3 separate regions of the Homo sapiens genome follow, and regions 2 and 3 are each linked to region 1. Evidence: chromatin contacts called from ENCODE Hi-C or POLR2A ChIA-PET data. All regions are on one chromosome and are shown on one strand. Each heading gives the region's core, a stretch centred on a gene start or an enhancer-like site at or near the end of the contact. The rest is flanking DNA. Distances are from core to core; before and after follow the strand shown.

Evidence for each region. A loop is a pair of places that touch in the nucleus more often than their neighbours do. ChIA-PET counts read pairs that join two places held with the same protein, here RNA polymerase II (POLR2A). Pooled maps may share reads with other maps.
Region 2: a loop to region 1 is called in a map of mammary epithelial cell, with 6 times the contacts of the local background. The contact joins the enhancer-like site here to the promoter of HJURP in region 1. A Hi-C loop is called at or near these places in 3 of 168 maps with a recorded cell type or tissue (Calu3, mammary epithelial cell and naive thymus-derived CD4-positive, alpha-beta T cell) and 6 of 50 pooled maps.
Region 3: a loop to region 1 is called in a pooled map, with 4 times the contacts of the local background. The contact joins the enhancer-like site here to the promoter of HJURP in region 1. A Hi-C loop is called at or near these places in 5 of 50 pooled maps. POLR2A ChIA-PET finds 5 or more read pairs at or near these places in 5 of 52 experiments (CD8-positive, alpha-beta memory T cell, T-cell, activated CD4-positive, alpha-beta memory T cell and 2 more).

Annotation. Positions count from the first base shown.
Region 1 is chr2:233,853,262-233,855,843 of GRCh38, forward strand. It overlaps HJURP (Holliday junction recognition protein), which reads right to left and starts at 1,274. Exons shown (of 9, transcript NM_018410.5): 1 at 1,123-1,274; 2 at 583-649. The coding sequence starts at 1,239. RefSeq lists an enhancer at 1,156-2,148 and a silencer at 1,216-1,475.
Region 2 is chr2:234,100,976-234,103,557 of GRCh38, forward strand. No RefSeq gene overlaps it. Among named protein-coding and RNA genes, the nearest start is that of SPP2, 52 kb to the left of the region's middle. Within about 2 kb of position 1,301, at least 2 of the 41 ENCODE cell types and tissues checked have a DNase peak (open chromatin) inside an H3K27ac peak, as active enhancers do.
Region 3 is chr2:233,989,394-233,991,975 of GRCh38, forward strand. The region is part of intron 21 of TRPM8 (transient receptor potential cation channel subfamily M member 8); the gene reads left to right. Among named protein-coding and RNA genes, the nearest start is that of SPP2, 60 kb to the right of the region's middle. RefSeq lists an enhancer at 1,134-1,183. Within about 2 kb of position 1,303, at least 4 of the 41 ENCODE cell types and tissues checked have a DNase peak (open chromatin) inside an H3K27ac peak, as active enhancers do.

The DNA.
Region 1 (2,582 bases), core at 24-2,523:
CCCCAGCCAGTGCAAAGTGTCACCAGCTATTTACCAAAAAGAATCCACAAGATTTCAGTCCGTTTACATTAACTATTAAACGGAATGCCTTCTCCTCCCTATTCAAGTACTTGGAGCCTCAAGGAAGACAGTTACTACTCCAAGTTAAACAGGGCAAACAATAGTCAATGTGAGTATTCACAGTGCGGGGCGGGGTACTGTTCACAGTTTCATAGGGATTGTACGTGACTGTTACAACACCCACGCCCAGGAGACATTATTGTCATCATCCTTCCCATTTCACAGATGAAGACACTGAGACCAGTCCAGCTAAGCAACTGCCCCACGCTGCCATGGTGGGGAGGTGGCCAGCGGGGATGCCAACCCGGTAAGCCGGAGGCATGTGAGCCAGGAGGCACCTATGTCTCTTCAGGAATTGTTCTAATAAGTAATTCAAGTAATTTACAGGTTTAAGGGCACCAATGTTTTGGTTCCTATTAGTTAGGTGAACAATGTTTACTTCTTAAGAGAGCAGGGACAGCATTTCAACTACTCCATTCACACTCTTCACCCGAATACTCAGAAGGTGGGGAAGACCCTTACCCTGTGGCGTCTCGTAGGTCAGCGTGGCCATTTGCACCACCGGGGTGTCCTCGAAGGGCTGGTTGTACTGCGGAGGAGGAAGGGGCTTCCTGTCAGGTTCCAGGGCCACGAGGGGCCCCAGACCCGGGAGGAGGCGGCGCCAGCCCGTGAGAGGCCGTTAGTCTGGCCTGGGGCGCCCCAAACGCGGTCTCTGCAGCGGAGCCCCCAACTCCGCCTCTCTCGTCCCACTCAGGAGCACCCCCAGCCCCACCAAACCCTCCTCTCTGCACCCGAGCCCCAGGCCTGCTTCCCCACTCCCCGTTCCGGAGGCCCCAGTCTTTCCTCCCCGTCCCCGCACCGAAGCCTTCGGCGCTGCCTCCTTTTTCCCTCTCCGGAGCCCCCAGCTCCGCCTCCACCTTCTCTCCGCATCCAAGCCCCAGTCCCGCTTCCCCAACCCCCGCTCCGAGTCCTCAGAGCCCCTTCCCTTCCCGTCCTACGTCCCCTCCCAGCCTCACTCCGACACGCAGGCCTCCCCTCCCGGCGGACCGGCGGGGGCCGCACCTTCTCTATCAGCCGCTGCATGCGCCTCTGGAAGCGGCGGCGACTGGCCCTGAGCTTCTGCAGCAGCTGGTCGTCTTCCACGTCCTCGCCCTCCATGGCGCGCAGCGTACCCAGCATCGGACCCAGCCAGTACCCAAGCGCCAACCCGGACTGCAGGGCCTCGCGCGCCACAAACTCAAATAGGAGACTCCGCCCTCCCTGCCTTCCTCTCGGTTTTCTATTGGCTAGAGCGGAGAAGCCGGGCACTGATTGGGCCTTTCAAACAAATTTGCGTCCCACCTTCCGGCCAATCCACTCCCGAGTTTCCAGCCACGCCCCAATGTCCGGCGGAAGGGAGGGAGGGTCTCCGGCCGCCACGGCCGGTGGTAGTTGTACAAACAGCTGTGTGCTTATTCATCAGCGGTGCTGTGCGAGATCCGGTGGGATGCGTGTCATCTCCCGCGCTGTGCACCGGAGATAAGTGCGGCCTGGAGATTTCTGCGTGACTTGCTCTGGGTGTCGCCGCTGGGCGAGGTCCGCCTTCCTCACCCCTCCGCCTGGGATCCCGGCGCAGTTTCCAGGGCAGGGGCCTAAGAAAGACAACCCCAAATTACCAACCCAAAAGGAGGCAGGATAGCGAATATTCATCTAGAAGGAAAAAATAAGTCTCAACGAATGACACATTTAAAGATGCTGACAAATGCGATACACATCACAAAATCCAGGAAAATACTTCTATTAACCCAGCTTTTTCCCTATGTATTTCTGATTGCATATTCTGCTTCTTCATTGATATTAATCTTGTAATATTTTCTCCAGAGAGAAGAGCAAGATAAATCAGTCTTTAGTATGGTTGATGGAATTTATGATTGACATCTTAGGAAAGTTTCATTCAGCTTCATCACTTAACCACATTTGTGTGCTTGTGCTGATATGATTACCATAGTATGTGATTGAAAATAAAAGCATTACTGAGCACCAGGAGGTCCCTTAGAGGGGGCTCTTCACCTCCTTTCAGCCTGCACGGCAATTCTATCATGATGTCCTGCGGAAATTTAGGTGGGAGTGGGTGGAGGGTAAGAACTTCAGGGCTCATGTAGTGTGTGTGTCCACAAAACGTGTTGCGTTGTGCTGGACACAGAGATGTGCTGGCCTGATTCCCCTTAAGATGCCACAGCTGCTAGGAGGGCAGTTGGCAGGGGCCTTCAGTTGTCAGCCTATTCTGGGATGATTCAGTTGCAGAGAACTCCCTCACCCAAGGTCCTGCTGCCCCAGGGTGGCCCAGCACCAGTGACTGATCCAGGTGGGAACAGGAAGGCTGTATCATTTCAGTCTGATGGAAGAAAACCCTGGGCCACTTTATCTTCCGAGCTCTCAATTCCACGGAATTGGATGGGGTAACCTACCAATCCTGTTTCTTTCCTTCCCTTCCTCCCTATATAAACATCCTCTCTGAGTCTTCTCCAGTTGCAGGATCTACA
Region 2 (2,582 bases), core at 51-2,550, 250 kb after region 1:
CATGTTAAGACATATATCTACCATTTTACATATATATTGAGCCTGCACTATATGCCGGGGACTATGCTTGTCACTGGAGATATGGCAGATAACAAGACAAGCTTTGTGGTTAAGATTTAAAGGGATAAATAATTAAATCCCTTGTCCTCAGAGTGCTAAATTGTGTCACACAGAAACATAAGTATCAAGTATGAATAAAAACTGCTTTGTGACTGATGGATTAGAAACTACAGTGCGATTCAAAGTCCAAAATTGACTTCCTACTTCTCCATGGATGTATAGTGGAGACCCCGTGAATGCTTCTGCCCATGGTAAAGTGGTGGGGAAAACCTTTGTGGTCTGTAGGTTGGGGGAGAGTGATGAGAGATGGAGAGACAGAGACAGAGGGACAGGCAGACAGAAAGAGAAAGGGACAGAGACAGAAAGAGACAGAGGGAAAGAGGGAGACAGAAGAAGAGAGAAAGGCAGACACACACACACACACACACACACACACACACACACACACACACACAGAGTCTTGTTCAAAGTCTCTTCCCTTTTATCCTCCAGGGAGCAGGGATGGTGGGCATGGCCAACATGGGGGACTGTTAGCAATCCTGCTCCTGGTTAACACCTCATCAGAGATGTGGCTCTCTGTGGGATATTTTTGAGGAGAGGGCCTTCTGCTTGGTTCGCCTACAGGGCCACTGGCTAGCCGGCTCTGGGGCAAAGAGCGTGGGCCAGGGAGATTGAGAGTTGAAAGTGATTTTGCTATTTCAGGGTCTTTTGACTTCAGGTGTGTTACTTATCTTCACTGAACCTCAGTTTGCCTACCTGTAGGATGGGATGTTTCTACCTACCGTAGTGGGTTGGGAGGATTAAGAATGAACACACGCCAACCATGACATGTGTGATATGTAGCAGGTGTTCAGCGAATGTTGGCTTCCTCTTCTCCCCCTTCAAGGCTGGTTTTTCCATCCCCTTTCCATTCTTATTGTTTCCTTCTAATATTCCTTCCATTCTGAGAAAGAGTAAGCTCAAATTTCTTCAGAAGTTTTGCAAAGGTTTGGTGGAGGTAGGGGAAAGAGTAAGAGGTTCTTTTGGCACCAAGTTTATTGCACTTTGGAGTTTTCCATGACTTGTGAAGGGATGGGGTGAGAAGAGAGAATGGGACCATAGACTTGGAGGTATCAGTGTCAGGAAGTCACACAGAGGTTGGAAGGTGGAGGCAGGAGTGCCCAATGCCCTACACAGGTCGTTGTCATCCTGCAGACTCCAGGAGGGAGAAGCAGGTCAGGTGAGTTCTGTGCACACCAAACCACGGGACTACAGAGACTCCTTTGTATTAAAGAGAGTATTGCAGGTGGTTGCTTCCTGTCAGCCACCTCTGATGTGAAATGGCTGAGTTACTAGGAGAGACCTTGTGTACAGTCAGGCATACATTTCAATTACAGTTCAGCTACTTTTTAGCTGGATTTCTCTGAGCAAAAAATTTGACTTCTCTGAGCCTTTATTACCTCATAGCGTTTTTGAGAAAATCACATGGGAGAATTTCTAAAAATGTGCTCCATAAATAGCGCTATTTTGATTTTGGTGTCTACGCAACCCCAGCATCAGCTCTCCCTGTTGCTGTCCAGAGTTACCTTCCTCCACTTTAAGTTAATCCCACCTGCAGGGGACCTTGGCCATTTATATGGCTTTATACCATAAGTGTACTTTATAGTACACATTCATAGTATAGGGCTGGGGAGGTATTATTCAAGCTACCAAAATATAAGTAAGAAACAAGAGTCTCATTGCCCTTTCTGGGAAAAGGATGGGCAGCAAATACTTTCCAAGGTCTCCTCTGCCTCTCTCAGATAGGGCCTGGGCCACTGCTTCCTCTCTTGCTGGTTTCCTCCTGGAGCTCTGGTGGAAAAAAGGCTACCCTTCACTTTCCTGCCTCTTCCCTGAATTTTCCCAATAAACCAGTAACTTCAGAATCTCTCTCTCTCTCTCTCTCTCTCTCTCTCTCTCTCTCTCTCTCTCTCTATCCATTCATCTATCCATCTTCCTACCTATCAGGGTTTGGCAAACTCTTCTGAATAGCAGGAAGGAATTACAGTGTAGAAAGAAAAAAAAATCAGTCAAGTGTAACTGTTCTCATAGTTCCAGGGAAAAGAATAATAAATGAACTAACTCATTCACAGACAAAATGCACCAATCCTGGCTTTACCCCTGGTTTTGAGGATAGCCTTCCTATCCTCATTCCATCCACACTTCCCTCTTAAATCAATAAAAGGCAAAATCCTAAACTTCTGTTTGGAAATGTGGAAAGGAATATGCAGGGAAGCAACATGATCGTCCCTAAAGCCAGTCTGGAACCAAGTGACTGACAGAGGCCCACATAGGCACATGATGTGTGTAGAAATCAGTCTAGGTGTATGTCCAGGTGTGTTCAAAGACTGAATGGAGACCTCCTCTGCAACTGCTGATCTCTCTTGACTAAGGAAATTGGAAACCTAAACCTAAAACAAAACAAAAAACTCACACATAAACCTGTGTCATGAGTAACTTCACTGGACACCAGGAAAAAGTCTTTTAGGCTGGGAGAAGGCCCT
Region 3 (2,582 bases), core at 53-2,552, 140 kb after region 1:
AGTGTGACAGCTTGCAACATCCCTGTCCTTGGGGAACCTCCTCGATTAGCTCCGGCTTAAACCAGAGGCCTTTTCCTGGCTAATACCTGTCTGGGGACACCAGAACAGCGAGAGACGCCGTGTTGTTATCCTTAGGTTAAATCCTTGGAACACTGTTTCTGATCATTTTTAAAGTTGTTCAGGGCTTACTCTGTGAGCAGATGGCCCCAGGATGTGACCCTTCCCTGGCACCACATCAAAATACTCATTTAAAAGCTTAACCATACACAATGGCAACCTTATTAACTGCAATGCAAATGTACCTTTGGGAATTCTGAAGGAGTATTGGAGTGCTCTCTAGATGGTATTCAACAGAGAAAGGAAATGGATGTGAACATCTGTGATTATTCTACATTAAAATTATCGATCACAGGGCCTGTGTGGCTTATCAGCGGCAGGAAGTGAATTTAAAGTCAGTAAATGACTCCAGGTCGACTTACCAGGAGCTAGGGCATTTATAAGCATTGTGCCCTGAAGATAAGTTCACCCCAGGCAGTTCTGAAAAGGACTCGTCAAACATGTCCTGCTGTAGAATAATTTCTAAAAATGTTTTTCAGATCTTAGGAGTAATATAAACATGCAGAAAAGTAGAAGGAAGAAAATAATGACCTGATACAAACTAAAGGTTTGAGTGCTGTGTGAACAGTCTAAGGGAGGTTATTGAATTGGGGTGAAAAGAATAGAAAGAAGAGCGCAGATAATTGTAATAGTAACAATAGCTAATATTTATTGAAGCTTTCCCATGCTGGGCACAGGTTCAAGTGCTTTACAGGGGTCGCCTCATTTAATTATTACTCATTTCTGTGTAGGTGTGTAGCCGGTGGGCTAGTTCAGGTTCTTGACTTTGGGACAGAAAATAATTTGAAAGTGAGTCAAAAGCAAAAGCAAGCAAGAGAGTTGACTGCAAAGCCAAAGTACACTCTAGCAGCCGGTCAGAACGGGCCACTCAAAGGCAAGACAGCTCTGTCTAATACTGGGGGATCTCCCTTTATGGGAAATTTGCATGATTATTCATGAAGGGGTGGTAAGGGGTGTTGCTATTAAGCATGTTAGGAGTGGTTTCTTAGGTCCACATGTGCAGTGGCTGTACATGCTAGTACATCCATCGCATGTCTTATAAGCATTTTAAATCTCCACCTGGGGGTGTGTTTTTTACTATTATAATGAGCACAGGTCAGCCCAAGGACACTAATCACGGGTTTCTGTGCTTGTACAAATGTGGGGATTTTTCTCTTCTGCTCCTGCCTTTTTGCTGTAGGGTGTTCTAACCACGAGCTCAGGATGCGGTCTGTGCACTGTTAGGTGGTTTGTTCTCTTCATCAATTTGACAAGTTTCTTGTTTCCTGTCAAGGGAGGCTCTGACCACCTCATCTAACCTGCCTCAGGTGCAGCCTTATTGCCATTTTACACGTAAGGAGTGGGAGGCAGAGAAAGGTTAAGTCCCTGATATTAAGGGAAGAGATGACATGGAAACATATGAATATAATATATATAATATAATGTAATACAAACAGCATGGAGAGGCTATTTGCAGAGGAGGGAGTTATTAATTGTGAGATTGTTGGCTGGGGGAGCCTAGGATCTGCAGCAGCAGCTAGGTGGAGGTGATGTTTGCTTGAAAGATCATGTACCCAGAGCCCCAAGTGTTGGTAGGAGAGGTAGAAGCAGGGGAGATAATGTTAGTCTAGGGAGGAATCAGCAGCCGGGGAGGGTGGAAATGTAGGCAGGGGCTAGGTTATGGAGAGTCTTTTATAGTATATTAAAGAATTTGGACTTTTTCCTGAAGTTGAAGAGAAATGTCATGGGTCTTCGTGCAAGTATATGGCACAGTCTTAGTTGGTTATTCTGTTAGCAATATACTAACCTGAATTATCAATTCCAAAATCAGTGTGATCCAATCGCTTGTCATCTCTTACTGCTGGCTGTTGTTGGCTTTGTACCTGCTTTTTTGATGTTGCAGAATGAGAGGGGAACCAGGATGTGTTACACAGTTTAACATACACACCAGCGCATCAGAGAGAGCGAAAAGTCACTGTCACCACGGGCCATGGGGCAGTACTGGCTAGATACTGCCTGTGTGCTGGGGAAGGAGCGACAAAGGAAAATCCATGAAATCTACGCAAAGTTTGGAGGAGGTGTCCATCTGATAGGGAATTAGCTGACAAGTTTCTTGTATTTCAGTGTATTTGAAAATTCTGCCATTGTTTTAGCATCTACTTTTTCCTTGTGAATTTTTTGCAGACTTTGCATTCTGTTCTGTGGATCTGTCTTTGTATTTTGGTTTTTACTACCAAATGGCTTTGATTACTGAAGTATTTTTTTCTTTTAGGCGTTCTAACATCTGTTGTACAAGTTTCCCTCATTATTCTTATTCAAAACTTTTCTGGCATTTCTTGTATATTTAATTGTACAGAGGAGCCTAAGGCTTATCTTGTGGATTCTTTCTTCTTTCTCCTTCCCCCAAAAATTCTTGTGAATATTATTATGATGATGTTAGGTTTGTAGAATCATTTAAGGGAATTTGGCATCTTACTATTGAGAAG